Regions from separate parts of the Homo sapiens genome. Here region 2 is linked to region 1. The links are chromatin loops, found by intact Hi-C in ENCODE. Cell type or tissue: MCF 10A. All regions are shown on one strand. Region 1 overlaps CADM1 (cell adhesion molecule 1). Region 2 overlaps CADM1 (cell adhesion molecule 1).

Evidence for each region. A loop is a pair of places that touch in the nucleus more often than their neighbours do. Peaks named below come from ENCODE experiments on the same cell type or tissue, not always from the same donor. Only the 100,000 strongest peaks of a DNase experiment are listed, where the experiment ranks them.
Region 2: a loop joins it to region 1, with 3 times the contacts of the local background. A loop is called at or near these places in 4 of 110 quality-filtered maps.

The regions. Positions count from the first base shown.
Region 1 is chr11:115,322,845-115,327,844 of GRCh38, reverse strand. All of the region lies in intron 1 of CADM1 (cell adhesion molecule 1), which reads left to right. Among named protein-coding and RNA genes, the nearest start is that of CADM1-AS1, 71 kb to the left of the region's middle. In MCF 10A, a CTCF peak has its summit at 3,081 (motif pointing left); a DNase peak (open chromatin) is centred at 3,074.
Region 2 is chr11:115,167,587-115,172,586 of GRCh38, reverse strand. It overlaps CADM1 (cell adhesion molecule 1), which reads left to right. Exons shown (of 12, transcript NM_001301043.2): 12 at 1-3,351. Among named protein-coding and RNA genes, the nearest start is that of CADM1-AS1, 230 kb to the left of the region's middle. In MCF 10A, a CTCF peak has its summit at 2,176; no DNase peak of the experiment used is centred here.

The DNA.
Region 1 (5,000 bases):
TTGAGTACTTACAATGTATCTGGTACTCTGTATGCATAATTTCATTTAATCTTGCAGTAATCTGTGAAGTAGGTACTAATACAATCTTCACTTTACAAATGAGGACACTGAGGCTTGGTCACATGAGGCTGGTAGGAGATAGTGCCGTATTTTGAACTCTTGTTCTAGAGTTCAGTCCACATCACTATACTCTCCTGCCTTCTAGTCATGAAGTTGGGTCTCAGTAGGTGTGTTGTGTAGAGGTTTGACAGAATAACCCAGCTGGTTTTCCAAATGCTGAATAGGTGATTCTAACAAGCCATTTTAATTAAGTTAAAAAAAAAACTCTTATGTATTCCAATCAAAAGTGTACTTTTTGTTCAGTCTTCTGGATGAATGAATCCTTGCAGAAACAAGATTTGTATATGAAAAAGCATTCTTAATGCAGATTTAAAATAAACAGGTATTAGGCTCCTGGACCCGATAGAGTGAGCAGCATCCCGCAAGTGCCAGCCTTGCAGGAGGTTTTATCTGCTGGAAAATTGGCTGCATGGTAGTGTATAGGGGATTGGAGAGAGAGGCTTGGGTCGAAATTCCTGATCTGCCTTTCATTTGCTTATTACCTCAAGTAAGTCACCTAACCCCTCTGGAAGTAACAACACTGCTTATGTCATGGAGTAGAGAATCTGACATGATAGCGTATATGTAAAGGTAGCCTGCACATATGCAAATTAGATAGTATGCATGTAAAGATGGCAAGTAGATAAGATAACATGTATATAAAAATAGTATGTATGTTTTTATATGTAAAATGTTTAGCTCAGTGCCTGACACATAATGAATATTTGATTAATAGTAGCTGGCATTATTATTATTTATTATCCAGATACAATCTTCAAGTAAGTACTTTAGAAAGTATAGCCCGGTGGTAAGTTTTAAAAAAGATTCTAATTTTATACAGTCCTCTCAGATAACATATTTGATAGTAAAATTTCACCCTCTGTGTACCCTTTTCACAATTTGGGAGTTTACCGAATGCTTTGGTGTTTTAAAGGCAGTCGTTTGTTCACTGAAAATGCAGCTTATGACAAATTCAATGGTTGCCAAGCTCTAATATGTTAGCAGGCAGAAGCATGCTTTTAATATTCATCATCTTTAAGTGCTACCAACTGACATTTAGTACTAAATGTGCAGATATGGGTGCTGAGCAAAACAGAGCTAGGAAGAGGACTTGCTAATTTGTATTCTAGATGGAAATCTTAAATTAGTTTCTGAGATTTTTAAATGGATTTTTAAATGCTGGGCACATAGGAAATTGAGTTCATATTAATATTTATAAGGTTTGAGAAGATATTTAGTGAAATATTTGTATAATTTAATTTTGGTCATAATCAAGTAGTAAACCATAACAAGAAGGACATTGTACTTTAGTCTGGTGGCTGTTTTGTGACTTAGGAATATCCTTCTGGAAAAGCCCTGAATGACACACATACACATACATACATGCTTCAAAAGTTCTTCTTTATTAGAACCCAGAAACCAGAGGTTATTTATATATAAATACCTTGGGTTGGATTGTTTTGTGTTAATTTTAAGTTAATTAATTTAGAAATCAGTGTTGATAATGATTTCTTTAAAAGCATTTATTGACAGTTCTGCAGAACTCTATAATCTAGCTGCTTTTATATTCTTTATTATACAGAACAGCTCCGTTGGTTCATAGAATACCTGCTTCCTGTAGTTTTGCTTAGGGCTAATTGAGTTTAATGTAGTTTTGTGTGCAGAAGGTATTGACTTGTGCATAGTATTTAATTTGTGTAAATATGTGTGTATGTAATGTTTTGCCCCTCTGAGTTTTATTTTAAATGTAACCCTTGAAACTGGGATAATAGAAATTCTTAGCCTAGGCCTGCTAGCAATTGCAGGTGCCAACGGTTTAAACTGCTGTAGAAATACAATTATGAGCAGCCAAGAGCAAATCTTGTTTTAAGGTCCATGTGTAATGAATGCCTGTTAGTATCATAGAATACAATTAAAAAGAGGTTTACCTCTCCTAAGCTGTGATTGGTTCTTTCTGATGGAAGTGTAGAGTCCCATGAGTGGACTGTGTATTCAGCTCTTGGTGATTTAGACTCCAGTGAGCCTGGCATTCTGCAGGCTTGGATAAATTCAGGGCAGTTATAGTCAGGCAGAGATGAGAAAAGACTGAAAGATTAATGAGGGAGCTTAAAACAAAGCTTCAAAAATGAGAGCAACACACTGCTTGGTCTTATGTAATTGTGCCGAGTAGAAGTCAGTCTTGGCTGCTGTTGTTTAAAAATTTTAAGAGGTTGGCAGAAAATATTTGTTATAAAAATTGTATCTTGAGAATAATAGTGAAAACCTAGGACATAAGATCTAATTCTTGGTTGCTTGTGTATGCCCTCCAAGACACACCCTTCTCTTCATCCTGCTTTTATTGCAGTTTGACCAAGCACCCTGCTTTCCTGCTGCCCCCCACCACTTCTTTTTGGCAAGGACCCTTATTGATGACTGATGTCCAAGCCCTGGCTGCCTCCAGGAGATGCACGTCTGGGACGTGCTCCTAGAGTTCACGTTGATGCTCTCTCACTACAAGGCCTGAAAGATCGGGAGCATATAGAGGTGTGAGAGCCCTCTGGGGAGATAATCTAAGGGATTGTTGGTGACCTATGGCCATTTCTGGTTGATGGTTTTAAATAGCAGTTGGTTAACATTTCTTCTATAGAACTTAAGGGATGCTAATGGCTTTAAAATGCTATTTTGCCTTTGAAAATCCTCTTAATAGATGCTCTAACGAACCTTCCATTTACGTGATAGGCACGGTTGAGCTCTGCAGTGAAGCTGTTCATACTGTTAATGTGAAGCTGGGCACTTAAAGGGGAAAAAGCAGCTCATAAATAACGTGGCGCAGGTGAATCACTTCTGAAATCTAGAGCTTGCCAATACCAGTGAAGAAGAGCTGCCTTGGAGGAGAAATTGCCAACTCTCAAGCAAATTCTTCAGCGCTTCAATCTAGACACACACCAGCCTTTTAACTTTGCTTTCTGTTTCCTCTTCAAGGAGTTTGTCGCCACCTACAGGAAACAGGAAGCACAATAACCCACTCAGTCTCTGAGTGACACCTGGTTTCTTCCATTGGTCATTCCTCATCGCAGTTTTTATACATTTTATCACTTGTTCATCATATAGTATTTATCAAGCTTTTTTCTTGGCTATGGAATGAGGCTAAGGTCTATGGAAGAAAAGGTTCTATCTGCACTAGCTGTTTGGCAGGAGATTCCTCACCCTTAATTGCTTTTTAAGGTCTCTGTCTGTTTCTGCTGTCATGTTCTTTTCCACGAACACACCAACAAGAGAGAACAGACTTACCGATTGGGGCTCTGTAGTATATAGCATGTAAAAGTACTAGTGCTGACTTACTCACAATTTTGCCTTCTTTTGTTTGTTGGAGAGAGCATGGCACCAAAATCATCATTTTTATTGTTGATGTTGTTGATTTTGTTTTCTTTTGCCTTATTTAGAGAAAAATGTTAGGTAGTTAAAAACCTACATAGCAAAGAAAGTTCAAGATGCATGATGCAGTTCAGAGAAGTCTAAAGGAAGACATGTGATTACTTTTACGGGTACATTAAGGGTGTTGAAGAGATAATTAGAATCAATTATTTTCATTCATTAGCATCTCATAACTATATCACTGAGTTAAGTTGTTCCCCATTGTTTGAAACAAGAGTGAGTTGGCTTGAAAGGAGTTAAGAAGAATGCAGGGTTTTTCTCCTTCATATATGAATGCCTGTGGCTCTTTCTTTTTCCCACAGCATCTTTAACCCAGATCCTCTCCTGAACTCCTTCTGGGTTCTTTGTATGGCTATCTGCTTCTCCTGGAACAGCAACTTAACATATCCTAGACCAAGTCCATTGTGGCCCAAATTAGATTGATCCCACTTTTTTTTTTTTCCTTTTTCGTATCTCTCCTCTTAAAAGAGCAGCAGAAACCACTGCCACATAATGAATCCTCCTTCAGAATATTTACGTTTTGTTTTGTTCTCCTTTTCCTCCTCCCTCTTCCTTTGGGCAAGCGATACTATAATCATCCACTGTCCTAGGAAATAATTCTTAGTTATCTTTCTCAGTTCAACACCTCTCTACTACTAAGTCCAAATAAGTTGCTTTACCTTTGTAACGTTTCGTGAACTTCCTTCATCTGAAACTGAATCTGTGCTTTATTCTTCTTACCATCATTTCATCATCTTGAATTTTCTGTAACTCAACCTCTTCCGCATCATTTAGCTCCAGAAATTCTTACTAGTTGACTTTTAGTAGATTTGGGAAATGGGCTGTTGGCTAGAAAGAGCTATCTAATCAAGTGAAATTTCACCCATCTACTTTCCCTGCACCCCACTTCCATGTTTATGCTGTGGAATTTCAAGACTGGTTTTAGATATTATCTTAGAGTTTTTATTTAAACATCAAAAGTAACTTAGGGTAAGAAAATACATCAGTGGCTTGTTGGGAAATGTCACACAGTGCTGGAAGATTATAGATACAATATTTTATATATTTCTACCGAATAGTTGACTAAAAGTTGCTCAAAATTATAATACATTTATCTAAAGAAGATAAACACATCATCAATAAGCATGAAAAGATGTTCAATGCCATTAGTCACTAGAGAAATGCAAATCAAAACCACAGTGAAGTACCACTTCAGACCCAGTAGGATAGCTAGAATTTAACAAGAAGACAATAACAGGTGTTGACAAGGATATGGAGAAACTGGAGCTCTTATATGTTGCTAGTGGTAATGTAAAATGGTGCAGCCAATTTGGAAACAGCTTGACAGTTCCTCAAAGTGTCAAGCATAGAGTTACCAATATGACACAACAGTTACACTCCTAGTTATATACCCAGGAGAATTAAAACGTGTCTGTGCAAAACATGTACATGAATATTATATTATTATTTATAATGTAATGCATTATATTATTAAGCAGGGATGATTC
Region 2 (5,000 bases), 160 kb after region 1:
CCCACTGAACACAGAGAAGCCCAGAGAGTGCTATGAGAATTTTCTGGAGAAGGGTAATCAGTGAAGGCTGGTGAGTCCCTAGACAGCTTCACAAAGAGCTGGGACCCCAGCTGGATCTTAAAGGATGGTTTCGTGGAGAAGGAATGTGAGTCAAAAGTACAGAGGGCAACAAGCCCAGCCAGCCTGCTGATTTGTATGGGGAGAAGAAAGCAATTCCGTGTGCAGGGTGGGATGGGTCTTGTGGCTGTACTGAAAAGTCCGGGCAGAGGACTCGATACTTCAGTGACCTCTCCCAGCCTCTGCCAGAGGGCAAGGAGCAGTAGGGAGTACTCATTCATTGCATCTCTATAAAAAGACCCAGAGAGATAGAATAAGGATCAAAAGCACACACTAGAGAGAGGCTGCCTGCATTCAGATCCCTGTCCCACCATGTAGCAGTGAAACCTCGGGTGAGTAGCCCAGCCTACCTGGCTTCAGTCTCTTGCTCTGCAAGGTGGACATCACCATAGCCTCGAAGGTTGTTAGGAAAGATCAGTGAGATATGCAGTCAGCGCTCAGCCAAAAAGGTGCCAGACACACACTACTTGTTCATTACATGTCAGTCACAGGATAGAGGCAAATGGTGACTAAAACGATAGAAGGTTACCCAGGGCTACGAAGAAGCGGTCACTACTCAGAGGGAGCTCTGAGGGCTCCTCTGCATATAGACACATCATGCCCTTGCAAACCACGACTTAGAAGGTTTAATGACCCTTTTCTCTTCACCATTCATTAGCAGACTTATTCCAAGCCACGTGGCATGCAGTATGTTTAGTCTCCCCACCCCTCTCCCTCTTGTCTGCAGCATGAGGCTCCAGCTTTAGCTGTACCCTACAGAAAAAAGTCCCAGAAGTTCCTTGAGCTGAGGCAGACAGGAGGTGGTGACTGCTGTACATTTGCCTTTTGAGCTCCACAGGGTATGCAAATGAGAAGGTGCTAGAAGCCGTCCCCGCTCAAAGGATCTTGATAAGTTGCCCACTCCTTCATTTGAGAAGAGTGCGTACGAGAGTGAAAATGGCCCTCGTTTCCCCCAGAGAGTTTTCACAAATGTTTTGGCCTGGCATTCTCCAAATACATCAACTGGAACCCTGAGGTGATATGCGGGTGTTAATTGGTGCAATCTTTCACTGTCCTCTGTCTACCTGAAATGTAATTCTTTTACCGCTGTGGACTTGCTCCATGGAGAAATGCTCCTTTGATTCTGTCATCAAGAACCTCAAAGAAACCATGTGGCCACTGTGTTACAGGTAGAAAGACCCTGCTTAAGTGAAGGTATTTTTGTTTTATTATAAAATCATGCCCAAGATTAATACACCTTTTTGCCAGGATCCCAAATACGCAGCCCTTTGTCATGAAGAACTGGCAGCCACATTCCTTCAGGGTGAAATTTGTATTCACAGCCATACATGTATAGTTTTTGAAGCGCTGGCCCCCCGTACAGGAGAAGAAAGAAGGGACTCTTGGCTCATCCATGACCTTGTAGGTCAATACCATATTAAAGTTCCTGTCAGGCACGCAGTAGTCACCCAGCAAGTATCAGCTGATTAAAGGGAGAAGAGTCGAGCACCTGGCTGACTGAGCCTTACGTTACACTTAATCTGAATGGGCCACCGATGCTGTATTTCAAACCTTGATGTTTGCATGTCCATCCTTACTACAGGTGGCTTTCAGGTTGGCCGTGAAGGGACAAGCCAGCCAGTCCTGAGTTTAGAGCGATTGGCCCTATCATTCTCAAGGACCCACTGGAATAGTATCAGGGAATATCATTTTGGGTAATGGCCAAGCAAAGCCTTAGTATTGCTATCATATATTGTGAGGGGCCTTCAGAATGCAATATGGCCTCTTTTAAAAATGCAAACTATAGTCCTTGCCTTATCTGTGTTTATCTCAAAATGTTGAAATGTGCCTCTAATAGGAACTGCAGGATTCAGTCCCCCCCCACCACCCCCCACCCAACACTCACATCATTACACATGAGCATCCCTGAACTGAGACCTGAAAGCAAGAATCTTCTCTGTTTTCAGGTGTTCCAAACCTCAGCTTCCAGCCTCTTCAGTACACAGGAAACTTTGTTTCATTTTTATGTTTTTATTTATTTTTTTCATTCCCAAAAAACATAAAATGTCTACTGCCCCTGGTGGTCAGTGCTGGGAAATACAACTCGAGCCTTGCCTATTGAAATGCAGAATGTATTCCAACAAGGAACCTGACATTGTCTACTGCTTTTTCTCTCACACACATGCACACCTACCTGCGCCTCCCATTTTACTCCCTCCTAATCCTTCGAAGTGTTGATCTGGGGAAGGTGAGAACCACTACTGAGGGGCAAATCAACCGGTTCTCTGGGCCCGGGACTTCAGCTGCCCTCCAGACGTGCACAGGCTCACAGTCATATTTCAGACGTGACCGCCTCAAATCTTCCTTAAGTGCTATCTTCTCAGGTTAATTAATCACCAGGCTTAAACTTGCTGTTACCAGCAGGAAGTCCATCCTGAAGTCAGCAATGTTACGATTGCATCTTCTAATACTGTTTATCCTGCATTAGTGTTTACTTAGGGGGAAAATTGATCCGTAATTGATATTTCAGTCTTCCAGAGCTGGTGTTGGAAGAGCCTAATGCAGGCCTTTAATAGCAAGCAAATATTTAAATCCCTTAATGGTTGCTGAATATTGAAATGTGTGACTTTATTACTCTTTTTGGTTTGTTTTCTCTGTAGTTGTGTATTTCATCGTTTAAACCTGCAATGGATGCTGGCAAGTGCAAGTCTAGCTAATCCACAAAAGCTGTTTGCCCAGACACAGCAGACCTGATTAAAAAGTATTGCTATGGAAGGGAATCTTCTGCACTAATCAGTCTCTGTTAGCTAGTGACGAAATTACTATCCATCTCTCTCTCTTTCTCTTTCTCTCCCTCTCTCTAGGCCTGTTTTCTCTAACCTCCTCTCCCAGAATAAAGTGATGAGGGCAGCTATAGTGTTGCAATTAGGAACATGAATCTTTTATCGTTTGGACAAGGAAGGGAAAATGCCATTACTGTCAACTGAAATGTCCTACTTGGGTTTTTTGCTCCTACTTCCCTGCCAAAGCCCATTGCTGCTGCTGAAATTGTATAACATTCACAGCTGTTCTTGATGGCTTGATTCTTAACACAGCCAGAAATGTAGCCCGGGAGATGCTTAAGACAGTTTATGGAAAATAATAGATTTCCTTGCAGAGACACCAATGCATCGAGAAGGGCCTTGAGTCACGTTAGCCCCAGCCAAGATCACCAATTTTCTCTCTATCTGGCTTCAGTTACAAAGGCTATGCCTTAAAAAAAAAAAAAAAAAAAAAAAAAAAAATGCAGACCCTTTTGAATTCTCTGTGTTTTCCTGGTTGGTTTCCATCAGCACCCACAAGTCCCTGGCTATGGCACCTTTTGTCTCACCACTCACCTGCAGCAGCCGTGAGACCCAAAAAGAAGCCTACAGAAGTGGAAATAAAAGGATGCTACTGAGGGGAGAAGAAGAACTCCCAGGAAAGCCACCCGATGAGAGCTGAGACTAGGTCTACCACCAGCTGGGTGCTCCAGAGACAGACGGCTACGTTGGAGGCCACCCCTACAGTCCCAGCACATGGGTGGGGTCCTTCCCTCCCTGTGTGGCATCCCCGCGTGGCCATCAGGAATGTCAAGAAGTGGTGTAGTTAGTTCCACTATCCTCATCACTGTGCCCTGACCACTCTCAGCCCCAGCCCTTAGTTAGGAACTTCTGGGATTGGCACTCCCTTTGGCAGGTAAAAGGGAGTGGCTTCACAGTCACAAACATTGGGAAGGATGCAAGAATGAAACAGCAAACAGTGCCTCACAAGTTTGCAGCTTTCAGACTGTTTCTGCAAAAGCATGTCAAAAGCCATGTGTCTCTGCCCCACCGTGTCTCCCCAGTCGTGCCTGGAAGTAAAGGTTGGAAGATACAGGCTGGCAGGCAACGGCCAGCTCTCTCTCCCTTTCACTCTAGTATCACCCGCAGACACCCCCAGCGAGTGCCACCACTCCCCCACTGTTTTCATTCTCAGCTTCTCCTAAATGGAAACCATTAATCATACTAAATTGTGCAATGATTCCGTGATAGGGAGAATGCTGATGGCAAAAATCATTCTCCTTTGTTGTGCCAGGCAGGCAAAAGGCAGAAGTATTAGCTCGTCGCCCTGCCTGGCTCCTTGCAAATGCTGACCATGTGTTTGCCTACGCAGCTGCCTCTATGCACACAGCTTATTTTAGCACTGGTCTAAGGCATGCCAACTGTTGACAGAAAACAAGGCCACCTCTTCCTTAGTCCCAGGACTGCCAGGAAGACTGTAACTGCTGGTGCTCCCTGAAGTCTCTCCCATCTCAAGGTCCCCATATCAGAGGTAGGGGTGATACAGGACTCGTGGGCAAAACCCAAGGTGGTCTCAGATGGGGTGAGCTGGTGGGGTAAGCCGTGCCCCCCATGCAGTTCTGCCAACTGGATTGCAGAAGAAGCCAGGTGTGGGTACCAAGGAGGCTTTTTGCCTTTCAGAATTTGATGTCTGCTTCACTTTCGACAAGGCTCTTTGTAAGCCACCCCTTCTGAATTAGAATCATTTTCCAAAAGCTCTTAAGCTATGATTAATGCCAGGGCTGTTTTTAACAATCATCCTGCCAGTCTTAAGCTGTAGTCATTTTCAATAATTTGGAGTGCTCAAAGGCAAGCCAGGAGTTTGTTGACAACAAAACCCGTAAGAGCACAGCCAGGCAGCCACAAAAGATGGAAAAGCAAAGGGACCATTTGGGCTTAGCTGGCTTTCTGCTCCCAGAGTTTCACCACTAAAAGTTTGATTGAACACTCACAGTGCGTTAAGGATCCAACTGTGAACATGGCTGGGCCAGAGGGCTGCCAGGCTGGCTTTTGTGTGAACAAACAAGCAGTGTGTTTGGAGGGCTCCGGGTTTATTTATGGACA